Regions from separate parts of the Homo sapiens genome. Here all the other regions are linked to region 3. Evidence: chromatin loops called from intact Hi-C (ENCODE). Cell type or tissue: endothelial cell of umbilical vein. All regions are shown on one strand. Each heading gives the region's core, and the rest is flanking DNA. Links, peaks and the distances in the headings are about the cores only.

The links. Hi-C counts contacts between places; a loop is a spot of excess contacts. Peaks named below come from ENCODE experiments on the same cell type or tissue, not always from the same donor. Only the 100,000 strongest peaks of a DNase experiment are listed, where the experiment ranks them.
Region 1: it touches region 3 in a loop (13-fold over the local background); 4 of 110 quality-filtered maps call a loop at or near these places.
Region 2: a loop joins it to region 3, with 12 times the contacts of the local background. A loop is called at or near these places in 2 of 110 quality-filtered maps.

The regions. Positions count from the first base shown.
Region 1 is chr11:103,656,558-103,662,373 of GRCh38, reverse strand. No RefSeq gene overlaps it. Among named protein-coding and RNA genes, the nearest start is that of MIR4693, 190 kb to the left of the region's middle. In endothelial cell of umbilical vein, for the core only: a CTCF peak has its summit at 2,854 (motif pointing right); no DNase peak of the experiment used is centred there.
Region 2 is chr11:103,535,028-103,540,843 of GRCh38, reverse strand. No RefSeq gene overlaps it. Among named protein-coding and RNA genes, the nearest start is that of MIR4693, 310 kb to the left of the region's middle. In endothelial cell of umbilical vein, for the core only: a CTCF peak has its summit at 2,738; a DNase peak (open chromatin) is centred at 2,753.
Region 3 is chr11:103,256,427-103,258,926 of GRCh38, reverse strand. It overlaps DYNC2H1 (dynein cytoplasmic 2 heavy chain 1), which reads right to left. Exons shown (of 89, transcript NM_001377.3): 69 at 1,176-1,319. Among named protein-coding and RNA genes, the nearest start is that of DYNC2H1, 150 kb to the right of the region's middle. In endothelial cell of umbilical vein, for the core only: no CTCF peak of the experiment used is centred there; a DNase peak (open chromatin) is centred at 1,346.

The sequences.
Region 1 (5,816 bases), core at 1,510-4,009, 400 kb before region 3:
AATTGTGATATTAACAATGCCATTTAAATTGTTGCCAAGATTTGTGAAAACACAAAGAATAAAAACATACCTTGGGATGGCAGATAAAAGTCTAAGAAGATGGTTTTCCAACAGGGCTTCCAGGAGCATAAATGTCTAAGCAGTTAGTTGGGGGAGTGTTGTTGTAGTCAAGGCAAACAAGTAGGTAGGCAGGAAGAAGAGAAAAAAGAAAGGAAAAGATCGAAAAGCTGTCTCTTTGTCTTTGCCTTTCAGGTTGAAAAGCATACTATTTGTCTAACTTCAGCCCAGTCCCCATCTTTATTTCATTGTAGTAGCATAAACATATTCAAATTGATTTGGACAAGCACTACTAGATATTAAACATCTATCAAATGACCATAATTAAATAATGTATTACTGATAAAGTTATAGATAGTCACATATTAATAGAAGAGAATATGAATCTGTGAATCAAGTCAAAACACATGTGAGTATTTAGTCAATATTGAAAGAGGATTTTAGGCTGGGTATGGTGGCTCACACCTGCAATCCCAGCACTTTGGGAGGCTAAGGCAGGCAGATCACCTGAGGTCAGGAGTTGGAGATTAACCATGGCCAACATGGTGAAACCCTATCTCTACTAAAATTACAAAAATTAGCTGGGAGTGGTGGCATGCACCTGTAATCCCAACCACTCAGGAGGCTGAAGCACGAGAATTGTTTGAACCTGCGAGGCAGAGGTTGCAGTGAGCCAAGATCGTGCTACTGCACTCTAGCCTGGGTGGCAGAGTGAGACACTGTCTCAAAAAAATAGATTTTCATAATGTTGAAACAATTGACTAAATCATGGGGTAGGGTGCACAATTAGATATCTATTAATTATTATACACACACACACAGCATGAGAGAGAGAGATGATAAGGAATTGGCTCACACAATTGTGGAGGCTAACAAGTCCCAAGATCTGCAGTTGGCAAGCTGAAGACCTATGAGAGCCAATGGTGCAGTTTCAGTCCCAAGGTCAGTGGACCCAGGAAAAGCTGATGTTTCAGCTGGAGTCCAAAGGCAGGATAAACCAATGTCCCAGCCATAAGGCAATCAAGTAAGAGGAAATTCCCTCTCATGTAAGGGAGGTTCAGACTTTTTGTTCTATTCAGGCCCTCCACTGATGGGATGAGACCTACTCACATTAGGAAGGACAGCCTGTTTTACTCAGTCTACAGATTCAAATGTTAATCTCATCCAAAACACCCTCACATACATACCTAAGATAATCTTTGACCAAGTATTTGGGCACTTTATGGTCAGTCAGGTTGACACATAAAATTAACCTTCATAATTTTCAACATGAATCCCAGGTTAATTAAAGATTTGAAAGTAAAAAGGAAAGTAGAACACAAAAGAATTAATATAGATGAATATTCCTCTATTTCTTGGTATTCTCAGGCCTTTTAAGTTTAGATATATACAAAATACTATAAAGAATAATATTAAGAAATTTAGTTACATAAACATTGAACTATAGGAATAATTTACACCTTTTAATTTGCTTTATTGGTATTCAAACTTTTTAGAGTCAAGGGGCTCTGGAGAAGAAAGTATTACATTTAGCTTCTAGCAATTATTTTTCTCAACTTTTCTGTCAAGCATGAGCCAACCAATTCCAATCCCTTATTCCTGATATTCTTAAATGACTGGATTGGAAAGGAGGTATGTAGGGTATCAAAAGAGTCATTCCTGCTTTTAAGGTGAAGGATCAACTCCTTAGCTATGTTGATGTGAACAAAAAGAACAGTATCAAATATTCTAGAACTTGTCCTAACCTAAGCTTATGTGTGATTTCTTTCATTTTCATGTTCCCTGCAACATATGGTATGTAATTATTTCCTAATCAGTATATAAATTTTAAGGTCATCCTGAAGTCTACAAATTCTTGCCAGGAAACTAATTTATAAACAAGGTGTTATGCAGCATGTAAACTGAGTTATAAAGTTATGGATGGGCTTAATGACACGGCTGCTATAACCACTTGCTCCTAATGCCTGAACATAATTTGTATGGTATCTTAAATGGAGTGACCATTTTTGCAAGCAAATGACTGAAATTTTGGACTTAATCCATAGAAATTTATTTTATGGAGCATTATATACAGTGATATAATTTGCAATGTGCTTTAATGGCCATTCTAGTGGCCATATAAACTGCCATCAAAACTTGCAAAAATGGCACCTAATTTGAGTGGCATTCCTCTTCATTTTAGATGTTATTACTTCATGAGGAAAGAAAACATTTTTTCTCTTTCTTTTTTCCTCTTTTTGCTCTTTTTGTATTTGATCAAGCAGCATTATTCCATAGTAGGTCTGCCACAGACTGCTATGCAGATTGGGACATGAGTCACACAGATATGATATAAACAGCACCTTAGTCTAAACTTATGCAAAGTACTGTCTTCAGAACTGATTATGGCAACCATCCCATACAACAACAATACATGTGTAATGTGAGAAGCTTTAATCCAAATTTCTCCTCAGTGTCTATTTGCAGAAGGGAGGGACTATTTGGTGGTGGATTGGAGCCAACTCAAAGTGGCTTGTGCTGAACATGCACCTCTTTTCCCAGTTTCATGTTCCCTGATATTTTGTGAATAGCTTCTGATAGACCATGGGAGATATATACGCACCATGGAAATTTGCAATTGCTACAAATCAAGGCTTTAAAAATTTTTCCTCCGTGACTGCTGATTATTAAACACTTACCAGCATACCCCTGGACTCTGCAATGGAGGCCTGGACAAACACTCCTGGTCTCTCCCATGTGTCTATTTTTGCCAGTGTAATAGTGGGCAGAACCACTAGGTGGGAGAAGCCTCACTCTTGATGATACATGGAGCAAACCTTCTGCCCCCAATGACCTGCACTGGCTGTGACCTGAATGAGATATAAATCATTATTATATTTAGCCATAAAAGCTTGGAGATTACATTATAGCAATTAGCATCCTTAGACTAATGCAGTCAGTTAGCAACAACACTGATAATGGAACTTTGGAAAAAACTGTCTGAAGTAATTCATGTCTAATAGAGTAATAAGGATTTTTCTATTATGAGAAGTGTCTAGACTCAATGCCTCAGAAGAGCAAGATAATTTTACATTGAATGTAACTAAATCAAATATATAAATCTTGGTTATCTCTATCAAGCCTTCTTGATGACTCTCAGGATGTCATTAAGCAGAGTCTTTAAGTATGTAAGACAGTGTTGATCTCCTATCCCAAAGCTAACTCTTCCTTTTCCCTCTCCTAGAAAAAAATGCAACAGGAATTCAGCACAAGTTTACAATAGAAGAGTAATATTCAAATGAAATTTAAAATATGATGAAAATTAGCACCTGATATTTTGAAACAAAAATCACAGGTACTTTTTTTGGAATAACACATCATCATTGCTTTTTGAATTTTCCTTTTATCTCCAAAAAGATTTTGAAAAATATCATCCATAAAATGATTTAATTTTAATAGAATAAGCAATTTTACTCAATAAAATGTTTCTGTGGCATAAAATCTGATATGCAATAGTCTTTAAATATACAATTCATAAGTGTTTAAAGGCAATTAAACCTCAAAGAATTGCTCCCCTAGGAGCACAAGGAGAACAAGAGAAATTCAAATATATTCAACCACTACTTTCTGACACTTTCAAATTACATTCTTTTATTTGCATTTAGTACATTTCCCTGTGACTCATGTAACTGTATTTATTTTATTTTAAGAACACTTTTTTATTTTAGAAGTGTTTTAAATTTACAGAAAAGTGGCAACGTTTGTACAAAGTATTTATATATAGCCCTACACAGTTTCCCCTACTGTTATTGTTCTATGCCACCAGGACCCCTTTGTCACAAGTAAGAAATCAACATTGGTACGTTACTATTAACTTAACAGTTTATTCAGATGTCATCATAATATCAACCTAACAGTTTATTCAGGTGTCATCAATTTTTTTCCTCAATGATATTTTTTTATGGTCCAGGTTACATTGAGTCAGTATCTCCCTAGCCTCCTCTGATCTGTGACAGTTTCTCAGAAACAACAAGTTTCCTTGTTATTGATGACCTAACAGTTTTAAGGAGCACTGATCAAAGTTTTTGCAGAATGTCACTCAATTTGGGTTTGATCAATATCTTTCTCATGGCTATCCTGGAGTCATGAGTTTTGGGAGAAAAAACACAGAAATGCAGTGTCATTCTAAGTACAGCAGGTCAAGAATGCACACTATCAATATGACTAATTGCTGATGATAACTTCCATCGCCTTGATGAGACAGTATTTGCCAGGTCTCCCTACTGTGATTTTACCCTATGCCCTAGCTCTTCCCATATTCTACTCTTTGAAAGCAAGTTAGTAGGTGCAGCCCACACTCAATGGGGGCTGAAGTGAGGGATAAGAAGAGGTGTAGAGGAACTAAGCTCTAGTTCCTGATAAATTATTATATATAAATTATTTAGAATTCATTTGTAAAGAAGATTAATCTCTTCTCTCTCATTTATGTATTTATCCAATCATTTTTATAGCATCATGGACTTGTGGCTATCTATTTTGTGCTTTAAATTATAGTCCAATATACTTACTTTGTTGCTAAAATCATTCCAGCTTTGGCCACTGGGAGTACACGCATCCCTCAATACCCACAAGGAATTGGTTCTAGGACCACCGCAGATACCAAAATCCATGAATGCTCAAATCCTTATATAAAATGGTGTGGTATTTCTATATAACTTACACACATTATCCCGTATAATCTAAACCACCTTTAGATTACTTATAATACCTACTACAATGTAAATGGTATGTAAGTAGTTGTTATATTGCATTGTTTAGGAAATAATGACCAAAAAAAGTTCTATATACATGTTCAGTACAGATGAAACTGTCCCTTTTTTTTTCTGAAAATTTTTGATCCATGGTTTATTGAATCCATGGATGTGGAACCCATACATACAGAAAGCTAACTGTACTCACTTTACTTTTCAAATGTACATTTCTGTTAACAAATACTACATTTGTTAACAACATTGGGCTAGAAAAGTCCCAATGTTTCATTTTTAGGAGTAACAAAAAAATGGAACATTTTTGCTTTATTGGAAATGCAACTTATGGAGTCATCATGACCAACAGATAAAACCAGGGTAATTTATTTTTTAGCTTTATGTTTCCATAATTAATAAGCAGGGTCAAATGAGCCCTTGGATATTTTATCTGTGGTAATTATTCAAATTTGGACAAAGTTATAATAAAACTTCTGAGGATAAGTTGCACATTTTTCTAGAATAATTTATTCAAAAGTAGTAGATTAAAACTGTTTTTTATGGCACTAAGAATAAAATGCAACAAAATTGGGGTGGGAAGTAGGTGCAATATTTAAATGGAAAGGCATCATTTTTCAAAGTGTTTTGCCACACTGCAAGTCACTACCTATTAGTGGATCATAAAACCCAAATTTAGTGGATCTCAATCAACAATTATTTTTCAAGAAAAGATTTAATGTAATAAATTAGAATAGAAAATATAAAAGTACATGTATAAGTCACACACACATAGATATGGATATATGGAAATACGTATCTATCTCTGGATAAATGGATAGATAGAGATTCATTTTAAGGAACTGGCTCATGTGACTATAGAGGCTGGCAAGTCCAAGATTTGCAGGATAGGCCACAGACTTGGGGAAGAGTTGATGTTGCAGTCTTCCGGCAAAATTTCTTCTTGCCCAAGGACAGTCAGTCTTCTGTCTATTAAGACCTTCAACTGATTAGATAAGGCCCACCCACATTATGGTG
Region 2 (5,816 bases), core at 1,756-4,255, 280 kb before region 3:
ACCTAGAATAATGTTTGACCAGCTATCTAGACACCCCACAGCTCTGTCAAATTGACACATAAAATTAACCATCCCAGCTAGCCTTCCCATTTGATAAGTGACTTCTGGTAACTAAGCTCTTCAGTCTAGTCAATGCCATGGCTGCAATTCTTCCATTGCAAGCCCTCTGTAAATCTGATTTGTGATTAGAATTGGTGTAGCAAACTGTCAGCATCAATATTGTAATTAGGAAGAGCTAAGAGCCCAGGACTTAGAGACATGCAAAAGTCTATGGCAATGGAGAGACAAGCAGAAGAGGGAGTCCAGGACCCCAGAAAAAGAGGAAATTATTGCAGTATCATCAACCCCTCAAACAAGCCAAATTACACAAAGGGAAGATAATCTTTTCAAGTTCTATAGCCACAATTACATTGACAGAGACAAGATTAAGAATTACAGCCGGGCGCGGTGGCTCACGCCTGTAATCCCAGCACTTTGGGAGGCCGAGGCGGGCGGATCACGAGGTCAGGAGATCGAGACCACGGTGAAACCCCGTCTCTACTAAAAATACAAAAAATTAGCCGGGCGCAGTGGCGGGCGCCTGTGGTCCCAGCTACTCGGGAGGCTGAGGCAGGAGAATGGCGTGAACCCGGAAGGCGGAGCTTGCAGTGAGCGGAGATCGCGCCACAGCACTCCCGCCTGGGCGACAGAACGAGACTCCGTCTCAAAAAAAAAAAAAAAAAAAAAAAAAAAAAAAAAAAAAGAATTACAAATTGCTGTAGTATAGAAATATACTGGTGAAGATCCAAACACAAGAAACTTGGCATCCTCTTACAGCCTTCATTGAGCATTTGCTTAATGTAAAAATTATATTGTTGCTTTAAGGAGATTTGTAAGTTACTCACACACCATCATTTTATTTCTCAAGGAATTTCTTTTCTCCAATTCAACAGGACCAATAGCACTGGTATGCCTATATCAGTTGTTAAATGATCTGAATATCATGTTTGGCATGTGGAAAAACACTAGTGGGGACATTATCTATTCATTTATAATGTGTCATGCAAATAATGCCCCATACCAACCACACCGAGAGGTTGTGACTTTTATACTCCCTTTTAAAGAGGAAGGTATGCAATGATTCTCATTTTTGTTATATTATGTGTCTTTAAAATGTATATAAGAAGTGACTTTTTGAAAGTCAAAGAACTAACTTTATGTGTCACTGTGTGCAGACACGTGTGTATGGGGAGGTATTCCCATGAAACAAAAACATTATAAAGTCTTAATAAAAGTTTGCCTTTTGAAAATAATCTTCAATGCATATTTCCAGAATTTGACTTCTTCCTAAATTTTAATTTTGTTCCTTTTCTTCATAATTAATATAGTCAGCCAGTTTAATTCATTAAGCATCTAATTGAGGCTAAAAAGTCACTGCTTCAGCTCATCTAATGATGATCTCAATTAAGTTGAGTTTATAACAAATGTGCTGTTAAGTGCTGAGGCTAGCACTTTTATAGCTCCTATTATACAATCTACTTATTTTTCTAAAATTTTAAGAGCAAAAGTCATTGAAATATCCAGATAATTATACAAACACTGCTAAATAAATATACCCAGCCATGTGATAGCTCAAAATGCTTATCAGCTGAGGACCAAAGTTTGAATTTTGACAAAAGGCAGTAGAGTATCAATATACAGTGTGTGAAAGGGCAGGTGTTCAAAAGTCTATATTAGGGAGTGATACAGTTTGGATTTGTACCCTGCCCAAATCTCATGTTGAAATGTAATCCCCGATGTTGGAGGTACAGCCTGGTGGAAGGTGACTGGATCATGGGTAAAGACACATTTCTCATGAATGGTTTATCATCATCCCCTTGGTACTGTTCTCATCATAGTGAGTGAGTTCTCAGGAGACCTAGCTGTTTAAAAGCTTGTGGCACCTTCTCTGTCTTGGTCTTTCTCTTGCCATGTGACATGAAAGCTCCCGCTTCGCCTTCTGCCAGGATTGTAAGCTTCCAGAGACTTCTCCAGAAGCAGATGCTGCCATGATTCCTGTACAGCCTGCAGAACTATGAACCAATTAAACCTCTTTTCTTTATAAGCTTCCCAGTCTCAGGTATTTCTTTATAGCAGTGCAGGAATAGCCTAATACAGGGAGGAACGAGAGAACCACTCCACCATCACATTCTTACTTCAACAGATCAGTCTATAAGGTATTTATCTCTGCTGTTGGGGGAGTATTCAGAGGACTTTGGGTATTTTCATTTCAATAGTGAAAACCTCCCCCAGTCATTATTCTGAATGACAAGCACAGACTTTAAGCATAAGCTCAAAGCTGTACATATAATATAGTTATCAAAACTGTATTTATTAAAACAGAGAATAGAAAGGCTTGACATAGTATGGAATCCTAACAAATAATTTTTTTAAAGCACCTGTTATTTGATGACTTACTTGTTAATCTATAGATTCTCAGGTCAGGAGCTTTGGGCCCACTAAGTGGGTATCAAGGGTACCCACTCAGTGAAACATTCCAAAAACACAAGGATGTGATTTGAGAATGTAAATTCTAAAGTTTGCTTTACTTTGCTGTTTTTAGTCACAATATCTAATTGATTTAGATTGATTTATGAACTTCAAGTAACACCATAGTCTATTTTATTTATGTTTGTCAAAAGAAATCATAAATTAAGAACTGTTGAGAGAGACACTGCACTACTCCCATGTAAATCTCTGTTGTCAAACAGTGATCCCTAGGGGGTGCTACTGAGTTCCCTAAAAATGGTGTAGGCAAATTTTATACAATACACTGCATAAAAGCAAGTATAACATGTAATTTGTCAAATAATCTACTTTAAAGCTGTCTGTCCCCAAGCTTAAGTAGAGAGATTTTTAAATGTACCAGGAATCCTCCCTGGGCTTTGGAATGAGGACAGAATTTCAGAAGGCACAAAGATGAGAAGAAATCATTATCAAATTGATAGGTGCTTTGATTATTTTTAGACTAATGGTGTACAGTTGTGGTGCACTCTCAACAAAGTGCGCATGAGCTGGGAGTGGGTTGAGAGTTGGGGAGACTCTATTTTGTAAATGCTGAAACATTAACCCAGGGACATAAATGTTTATGTCTCTTTCTCTTTACCTGCCAGTCCCTCTTGATTTTTGTCTTATTTTTAAAGTTCTTTTCCTACTTGTGATACCATCCATTTTTAACCACTACATCTTACACCCATTGTCCTTTCTCTCTATTAACATAGCACTCTAGCTCTGTGTTCCTCCATACTTAAGATCTCCCTGGAGAGACACAAAGGGAGTCCATTATCCCTTTTTTTTTTCTGGTCACATTTTGGCAGAGAAGTGTTCTCCACTTGCATGGTCCTGGCAGTGCCCCTTTAATTTTCACATAGCTGGAGGAGGCACACATAAGCCATAGACGAACAATACAGTCCTGACCCTAACCTCATTATGCACCGCACTTGAAGCTGCATTAGCAAAAACAGATGGTCTGGCTGCAAAGCCACAGATGCCAATCAGATACACTGTCGGCAAGCACGTTCTCTAATCAGGCCCCTTTCAAATGGCATCTGCTTCTCCCTCCCTGTAGGTATACATAATGATTTGAAACCTTCTGTACATTTCCTGTTGCACTTGGGCTCTAACAACCTGTTCACAGAACAGAGTTGCCAGTCTAAGATGGGCCAGCTCACCCGGGCTGAGACAGAGAGGCAAACAGCAGGGCTTCAGCCCAGAGTCTTGTGAGGGGCGCAGGAATATTTGGCCTCTTCCTGTGTGGAAGGAGCTGGAGTCTGAGAGGAGATAGAGTGAAACAAAAATGGGCAGTGTCAATAATTTACGTAATATAGTTGCTGTCTCGGCATCCATTTTTAGGCTTGACATAAGTTATTTGAAACCGAGTAGTACCTCGTCACCTTTGGCCTAGTTAAAACTTCCTCTCCCTAAGAAGTTGTTTTTTTGTTTTTGTTTTGATACGGAGTCACTCTGTCGCCCTGGCTGGAGTGCAGTGGCGCAATCTCGGCTCACTGCAACCTCTGCCTCCCGGGTTCAAGCGATTCTCCTGCCTCAACCTCCGGAGTAGCTGAGATTACAGGCTTGAGCCACCCCACCTAGCCAGCTATTTTCAATATAAGCTCATTTGTTTCTTATCCCACCGACCCAAACCCAGCACGCCCAATAGCTGCTGGCCAGGATCAAATCTGATGGTTAACACCAGAGCCACAACACAGATTTTTGTGTTTTTGTTAAACTAGCCAATCCACAACTACCCCGCCTCGTCCTTCCCCAGCAAAGCCTAAGGGATAATGCCCTTGGGTCTTAATAAAGCATAGTCCCACAGGTCCTCTGGCTCTCTCTGGCTCCCACCCTGCTGGCTGAGACGCCTGCTGATTCCGGACTTCCCAGCTTCCCGTCAGCACCCCTAGCCTCTCTGGGATCTGTAAGTGATCCAAACTTCTTTTTTTGTTTCGTGCATCTTGGCTTCACCTCCTCGGTGCACCTCACTTGACCGTCATACCCAAAGCTAATTTTTTTCCTGGCCAGGACTCTGCTAGAGAGTGGTTACCTTGTCTTATGGCAACTCCCAACAGAGAGGCCTCAAGACTAAATTAGAAAGAGAGCTTAACAATAAAATTACAACAGACAGCTACAGAGATTATTGTGAGAAGCATGCTCTATGTTGAACCTCACCCCAGTTCCCATCTTTATTTCATGACAGTAGCATAAAGTGCTTGATTGGGACAAACACTACCAGATATTAAACATATTATTAAGTAACCATAATTTAAAGAATGTTATAGACAGACATCAGGATGACAAAGTATACACCATGCTTTTAAATCCTGTTGGAAATAACATATCCCTTCCAGTCATATTTCTTTTCTATTCTTAATTGACAAATAACATACTTAGAGGGGTATAATATGATATATGTTCACAATATGGAATAATTCAGGCTAATTAAAAGTTTATCACCTCACATACTTATTTCTTTTTGTGGTAAAAACATTTAAAAGCTACTCTTCTAGCAATTTTGAAATATGCGAAGTCATATTTCATTAGCCAGACCAAGCTACATTGTCAAGACTGGTATCAGTGATGGCACATGACTGATACAGTTTATCACAGTATGAATCTTTCAATGTAAATGTTTATAAAGAACTTCTAATAATACTAGGAGTGTCTTATAGTGTTAGAGACAAATGAAAAATATGCTAATATATTATGTAAATGCAAATTTGGTTTTTAAAAGGCTCAGAAAATATGTATAAGCCAAATGTTCACCCAAGCATCATGGTTACATCTAAGATATATGATTATAATAAATTTTCCTGATTTTTTTAAAAAAATTTAAAGCTGTATTTAGGAACAATTGAGCTTCAATAAATTTCACATGTTTAAAGTTTATAACCTGATAAGTTTTGACGTAGGTATACTTGATGGAACCATCAACAATCAAAGTAAAGAACAGATGTGGTACATCCACCTCCACTGAAGGGCAACCAGTGTGTCTGCTTTATGTAACTGTAGATTCCTTTGCATTTTCTAGAATGTTACATAAATAGAATCATACTAGCTAAATATGTATCCTTCTTTAGTCCAGCTTTTTTCAATCAGTATAATTATTTTAAGAATCATCCAGGTTGCTGCATGTATCAGTAGTTCATTCCTGTTTACTGCTGAGTATAATTCCATTGTGTAGGTATACCACAATTTGTTTATCCATTCGTTATTTTTAAATTTTTATTTTCTAATTGTAAGTTGACAAAGGATAATTGTATATATGTATTATAGTTGCATATATGTATGGTGTTATGATT
Region 3 (2,500 bases), core at 1-2,500:
TCACTATATGTTAACAAAGATCACATATGAAATTGAGACTTGGATTTCCTAAAAGTCACTCTATCATAAGACACAGTACTGTACCTACAAGATCCAGTAGATTTTTTAAACAGCAGAAAGTTTTGTACTCTACATAGATTTGTGACTGCTTCAGCCAGTACAATACAGCAGAAATGACACAGACCTAAGGCTGCATTTTAAAAGGCTATTCAGTTTCAGCCTTATTCACTGAAACACATACTTAGTGCCTTGAGCTAAAAAATAAGAAGTCCATCCATCTACTCAGTGCTGTGAAAAAGCCAAGCCTCCTGCAGAGGTGCTGCAGTTGGCAGTCCTGTCGTCAAGTCCTCCCAACCCACAGCACCAGGCGGGCAAGTGAAGCACCTGTCTTAGCCCCTCAACTCTCAAGTCCTCTCAGCTGAGGTCCTAGACGTTGTGAAACAAACAAAGTCATCCCTGCTGAGTCCTGACTAAATTTCCAATAGAATCAATAAGCATAAGAAAATAGTTTTAATTGGCCAAGTTTCGGATTAATACGATACTCAACAGAAATAATTAGAACAATGTGCATATATGGGAGGTGGTTAAATAAAGTATGGTATAGCCTCACCATCTCTTAAAAACATTAAGTTTATATTCACTGGTAGGAAAGCTGTCCATAATACACTAATACACTTTTTAAAGCACAGTATTGTATCTTTTAGTTAAAACAATTTGTTATCCTTTAATACATACTTCCCTCCATTAGAATACATGCTTGATAAGGCAGTGGACAAGTGTACCTCCATTATCTGGAAAGTTACTGCCTTAAACAACAAGGATATATAATAAAATGTTAAATGTTGTTTTCCCCAGGTAATGATATTATAGGGATAATTCTTATTTTTATACCTTTCAGAATCACTGGGTTTTTTAAATGATTATATATTACTTATTAATTTATACTCAGAACATAAACTGTTTTCATTAAAAAGATTGTCACATTGGGACACCTTGTTAACAATATAAAAAGAAATTAAGTAGTTTCTTTATATAGCTTAAAAGTGTTACATGTGGTCTTTTGGAACATAATTCTATGAAAGTTTGCTTAATAATTTTTATTATAAATTAAGTACTATCCCTAGTAAAGTAATCCCTGTAATTCAGTCTCTGGTACAGGGTATCCAACAGCTTACCTGTTTGTTTTGTAGAGCTCGTTGGAAAAGTCGGAGAAAAGCAGCCAAACTAAAACGGTACATGTTATTAATTTTGGACAAATCAGAAATAATGAAGTACATCTTGCTGGCACTCTCAGCCAGGGGGAGATAGGCATCCCGTTCCTATGGATCAAGAGATCAGTAGGGGATAGGGTGGAAACACCTTAGAATTAGTGCTTTACTGCCACCTAAAGACTACAATGCACATATCTACCCAAGTAATAAAAAAACCTTACTTTTTCTATGCACATAAAACAAATGAAGATGATGAATCATGGTTTCTAACTAAAAAAGATAGCAAAATCTAGTTTTTCTTCCTCATTTTTATAAAACTGCAAAGAATATATGTCTTAGTCTATTAAGGCTACCTATAACAAAATACACTAAACTCGTTCTGCTTTTATATAGCAGAAATTTATTTCACCCAGTTCTGGAAGCTGGGAAGTCCAAGATCAAGGTGCCAACAGATTTGGTGTCTCGTGAGAGCTTGTTTCCTGGTTCACAGAAAGAACTGCTTCTTGCTGTGTTCTCACATGCTGGAAGGGGCTAAAAAACTCCCTTGGCCTTCTTTTATAAGGTTACTAATCCCACTCATGAGAGCTCCACCCTCATGACCTAGTCACCTTCTAAAACCTCCACCTCTTAATACTATTACACTGGGGATTACATTTCCACATATGAATTTTGGGGGTGATGAGGACACACAAATATTCAGACTATAGCAATATATTTTAAACACCTTTCTACCTCTCAGTTGACAGAGCTAGAAGTGGTTCACAGATTGGTCTTAATGAGGACCAACAGCACTAGTATTAGGGGAAAGTGGGTAAGATGAAATGGTAAATATTTGTGATCAGAGAATAGATGATCCAATTTTACATTTCAAAAGAGAATCAGTTAAGGTAACGCAAGACAGCACAGCGCTATCAGGCTATCTCTGATGTGAAGAAAAGTTCGAACTATGAGTATAGGATTGGTGACAATAAGAACACTGATGGAACTAGAGGTAGAGAAGATGACTCTAACAGGTGTCCACATTAGGATAATAAAGTACCCAGCACTGTTCATTATAAGCATGAAAAGAGCCAATAACTGTACCTTAGAGCTTATAACCCTTTTAATTAGTATATTTAACTTGCCTTAACTTAAGAAAAGTTCTAAGAACGGCAAAGATATTCTCTAATACTCATTTTCAATATACTCATTTCCAATTTTAGTACAAAACTGCAGCTCTACCTTAGATAACATTATGCCAGAAATCAGTAGAAGGCAGCAGGGTATACTGACAAACACTCCTTATCCTC